Regions from separate parts of the Homo sapiens genome. Here region 1 is linked to region 2. The links are chromatin loops, found by intact Hi-C in ENCODE. Cell type or tissue: HCT116. All regions are shown on one strand. Region 1 overlaps FAM53A (family with sequence similarity 53 member A). Region 2 overlaps TACC3 (transforming acidic coiled-coil containing protein 3).

Region 1 (2,500 bases), 68 kb before region 2:
AGCTCTCTACCAATCAATCCCAGCCTGTATCTGCACAGCTGCACAGGGCTGGAGGACACCACAGCCCGCCACCCACCCATACCGTGCCCGCCAGGCCAGCGGCACAGTGAGCTTCCCTGCGCCTACAGCCCCCAGCACAGCCCCATCACACCGCCTCCTCTCTCCCCTACCCTGACATTCTCAGCTCTCCCTGCTCTCCGCCCCTCAGCCCGGGAACTGCTGCTCTGGTCCTGGCTGCCGCGGCCCTCTACTCTGCCCTCTGGACTCCTGAGAGTCAGATCCCAGATGCCTGTGCCCCCAGGCTCCCACCCTCACAGGCTCCCACGGCCATGGGAACCTCCACCTGGCTGACTCCCCAGATGTCCATATGGCTCATCACCCACCTTCCAGCTCCACCCGGAGGTCACAGCCCGGCGCCCTATGTAAACTCCCAGCACCCCTTGGGCTCTACTTTTTTCCTGATGCACTATCGCGACTCCTCAGTCACCTGCTTCCCACCCGCCTCCCTGCAGGAAGTGAGCACCATATTGCTAACCCAGCACAGCCAGTGCAGCACAGACGCCCCAACGCGCTGAATGACCTTCACACGTGACCTTCAGGCCCTACCGCCTCCTGGCTGCTGTCCCGGGCTCTCTGGGGAAGCCCCAGCCAGAGCACAGTGAGATGCTGGCCCCACCCACCCATCCACGTCCCCCTCCCTGTGGCCCCAATGGCCTTTGCCCACCCCAACATTAAGACCCCGCCCATCTTCCAGCACTCAGCCACCATTACACCTCCAACCCTCTTTGCTGCTCCGGCAGCTCAGCGAGGCACCCGTGCCCACTCCCCTCCCACCGCCTCATGCCTGTGGTTACTGGTCGTCTGTGTAGGTCCCCCATGAGGACACAACCCTAAAAATCACGTCATGATTTGCATTAGGACGCAGCATTCCTCCACATGGTTACACAGAGTGCACCTCCATGCCACGGAGCACCTCTTGGTGGCGCAGAGGAACCGCCGGACGGATCTCCAGGGAAGCATGCTGATGGAAAGGCAGAACCCAAATGCTTGTGCACTGTGTCACTCCATTTACACACCACTCTCGAGATGACAGAATGACAGAACGGGGGAAGAAACCATAAAGAACTCTTACTGGCCAGGTGTCATGGCTCACACCTGTAATCCCTGCATTTTGGGAGGCTGAGGCGGGAGGACCCATTGAGCACAAGAGGTGGAAACCAGCCTGGGAAACACAGTGAGACCCCCTTTCTAAAAGATATAAATTTTTAAAAAATAGCTGGGTGTGGGGTGGGCGTGGTGGCTGTAACCTGTAATCCCAGCATTTTGGGAGGCCAAGGCAGGCGGATCACAAAGTCAGGAGTTCAAGACCAGCCTGGCCAACATGGTGAAATTCCATCTCTACTAAAAATATAAAAATTAGCCGGGCGTGATGGTGGATGCCTGTAATCCCAGCTACTCAGGAGGCTGAGGCAGAAGACTCTCTCGAACCCAGGAGGTGGAGGTTGCAGTGAGCCAAGATCGCACCACTGCACTCCAGCCTTAGCAACAAGGGCAAGATTCCATCACAAAAAAAAAAAAAAAAAAAAAAAAGCTGGGTGTGGTCACACATGTCTGTAGTCCTAGCTACTCAGAAGGCTGAGGGAGGAGGATCACTTGAGCCCAGGAGGTCGAGGCTGCAGTGAGCAGTGATTGAGACCCTGCACTCCAGCCTGGGCAACAAAGCAAGGCCCTGTCTCAAAAAAAAAAAAAAAAAGGGTTCTTACAACTCAAAAATAAAAAGAGAAATAACCCAATTTTAAAGTAAAAATGGGATTTCATTAGATATTTCTCAAAAGAAGAGATACAAATGGCCAATGAGCACATGAAAATATGCTCAACATAGCTAACCATAGGGAAATGAAAATCAGAACCACAATGAGATACCACTCCACACCCATGCAGGTGGCTTTTATCAAAAAAATGGACAATAACACGCGTTGATGAGAGTTGGAGAAATTAGGGCCAGGCACAGTGGCTCATGCCTGTAATCCCACCACTCTGGGGGGCCGAGGCAGGCGGATCACGAGGTCAGGAGATTGAGACCATCCTTGCCAACACGGTGAAACCCCGGCTCTACTAAAAAAAAAATACAAAAAATTAGCTGGGAGTGGTGGCATGCGCCTGTAGTCCCAGCTACTTGGGAGGCTGAGGCGTGAGAATGGCGTGAACCTGGGAGGCAGAGTGAGCCGAGATCGCGCCACTGCACTCCAGCCTGGGCGAAAGAGCCAGACTCTGCCTCAAGAAAAAAAGAGTTGGAGAAATTAGAACTCTCATACATTGCTGCAGAACGGAACATGGTACAGACACTGTGGAAAACAGTTTGGCAGTTCCTCAAAATGTTAAACATAGAATCACCATATGACCTGGCAATCCCACGACTAGGTTTGCACCCAAAAGAAATGAAGACCTACTTCCACACAGAAACTCATACATGAAACTTCCACACAGAAACTCACACATG
Region 2 (2,500 bases):
AAAGCCCTGAGACCAGGCTGGGCCAGCCAGCGGCTGAACAGTTGCATGCTGGGCCTGCCACGGAGGAGCCAGGTCCCTGTCTGAGCCAGTAAGTGTGAGGATGGGATGGGGAGCGTGGCGTGGGGCAGCTGCCCTGCAGTGTATGTGGTCCAGGACCCGAGGCCAGAAGTGTCATCAGATACTCCTTTGAGGCCGGGTAGGTTCTGCCTGAGGAGGGGCCTCTGGATAAAAACAGGGCTCAGGTGGCTCCCAGCTGAGGGTGCTTGGCCTTGCCTTGGCTGCCATGCATCTCTTTAGTGCTCCTGGCCTAAGGAGGGATCCAATAAGGGCGGGCTCAGGCCAGAAGCCAAATGCAACCAACCCTGGGCAGGACCCTGTCCCCCAGTCATGTTCCTCCTCAGGTGAACTTGACTTGGGTGTGTAACTCCAAAAGCCAGGCAAAGCCTGTTACTGCCTGGGTGGCGTCCGCTGCTTGCTGGGGTCTTGGCCGTGGGTCTGCTGCCTCCTGGCTGAATGGTCTTAGGCTACATCTCCTAGAGTTGCTCAGTGGGAGATTGTCCTGCCTGTAGGGTCCAGCCCTACTGGGTCTGTGGGTTTTTTCTCCTCGTGTGCATAGACAAGAGATTGTACAAATAAAGACACAAGAAAAAGACAGAAGAAAAGACAGCTGGGCCCGGGGGACCACTACCACCAAGGCACGGAGATCGGTAATGGCCCCGAATGTCTGGCTGCGCTGTTACTTATTGGATACAAGGCAAGGGGACAGGTTAAGGAGTGTGAGCCATCTCCAATGATAGGTCAGGTCACGCAAGTCACGTGTCCACTGGGCCCTTCCCTGTTTGGCAGCCAAGGCGGAGAGAGAGGACAGCTGACGCCATTATTTTTTCTATGTATTTCAAAGACTTTAGCACTTTGACTAATTCTGCTACTGCTATCTAGAAGACAGAGCCAGGTGTACAGAGCGGATCATGAAAGTGGACCAGGAGCGTGACTGCTGAAGCACAGCATCACAGGGACACAGGCCTCTGGATGGCTGCGGGCGGGCCTGACTGATTCCACAAGAGATGGTGGAGCAGAGTCTTCTCTAACTCCCCCAGGGAAAGGGAGACTCCCTTTCCCAGTCTAATTAACGGGTGCCTTCCCAGGCACTGGTGCTACCGCTAGACCAAGCTAGGTAACGGGTGCCTTCCCAAGTGCTGGTGTTACCGCTAGACCAGGGAGCCCTCCAGTGGCCCTGTCCGGGCGTGACAGAGGGCTCACACACCTCTTCCGGTCACTTTCTCACCGTGTGCCTTCACCTCCTATCTCTATATGGCCTGGTTTTTCCTAGGGTTATTTGTTTGTTTGTTTGTTTTTTGAGACAGAGTCTCGCTCTGTCACCCAGGCTGGAGCGCAGTGGCGTGATCTCGCCTCACTGCGAGTTCTGCCTCCCGGGTTCACACCATTCTCCTGCCTCAGCCTCCCGAGTAGCTGGGACTGCAGGCACCCGCCACCATGCCCGGCTAATTTTTTTGTATTTTTTAGTAGAGACGGGGTTTCACCGTGTTAGCCAGGATGGTCTAGATATGACCTCGTGATCCGACCGCCTCGGCCTCCCAAAGTGCTGGGATTACATGCGTGAGCCACCGCACCCGGCGTTTCCTAGGTTATTATTGTAGAACAAAGATTATTATAATATTAGAATAAAGAGTAAAGCTACAAACTAATGATTAACGATATTCATATATAATCATATCTATAATCTATTTCTAGTATAACTATTCTTATTCTGTATATTTATGATACTGGAACAGCTTGTGCCCTTGGTGTCTTGCCTTGGCCCCTGGGTGGCTTGCTGCCCACACCTGCCCCAGCCTCCACATTTGAAGCCTTTTGTCAGTTTCACAGTAAAAGGGATGTACTCATCCTTGTGATTCCCTTTGGCTGCATCGTGCTGACTTTAGAGCTCCCAGCCTGCTTCTCCCAGAGCTGGCAGGCAAGGCGCGTGTTTTCCTGCTGGGTGAGGTTGGTGAGGCAGTTTTGTGGCCAGGTCGCTTGGGACAGCCCCATGCCTGGCACGCTCTAGCTGAATGTTCACGTGGCCGGCACAGCAGTGCAGGGAAAGGCGATGGCAGCTCAGTGCTGGAGCAGGGGACGCCGGGGTTATGGGGTGGGGGGCATGGGCCTCTGCTGACTCTGTCTCCCCAGGCAGCTGCATTCAGCCTCAGCGGAGGACACGCCTGTGGTGCAGTTGGCAGCCGAGACCCCAACAGCAGAGAGCAAGGTAAGGGGTGCTTGTGTGGGTACCTGTGCTCCTGGCCTGGTCGTGTAGAAGAGTAGCAGGCAGTGGAAGCCCCCAGCAGCCTTGGGTGACGGGGTGGGATGTCCCGCTCCCTCTCCCCCAAGTCTACTTCAACAAGGTTGTGGGGAGGCAAAGCCACACCCCAAGTACCTTGACTGCACTGCACAGGGTGACTCTGCCCTTTCCTCCAGGAGAGAGCCTTGAACTCTGCCAGCACCT

What was found. A loop is a pair of places that touch in the nucleus more often than their neighbours do. Peaks named below come from ENCODE experiments on the same cell type or tissue, not always from the same donor. Only the 100,000 strongest peaks of a DNase experiment are listed, where the experiment ranks them.
Region 1: a loop joins it to region 2, with 15 times the contacts of the local background. A loop is called at or near these places in 2 of 110 quality-filtered maps.

The regions. Positions count from the first base shown.
Region 1 is chr4:1,660,914-1,663,413 of GRCh38, forward strand. All of the region lies in intron 2 of FAM53A (family with sequence similarity 53 member A), which reads right to left. Among named protein-coding and RNA genes, the nearest start is that of FAM53A, 22 kb to the right of the region's middle. In HCT116, a CTCF peak has its summit at 954; a DNase peak (open chromatin) is centred at 998.
Region 2 is chr4:1,728,700-1,731,199 of GRCh38, forward strand. TACC3 (transforming acidic coiled-coil containing protein 3) reads left to right here. Exons shown (of 16, transcript NM_006342.3): 4 at 1-88; 5 at 2,188-2,263; 6 at 2,473-2,500. Among named protein-coding and RNA genes, the nearest start is that of TACC3, 8.4 kb to the left of the region's middle. RefSeq lists an enhancer at 2,054-2,500. In HCT116, a CTCF peak has its summit at 1,243 (motif pointing left); no DNase peak of the experiment used is centred here; H3K27ac peaks cover 914 bases.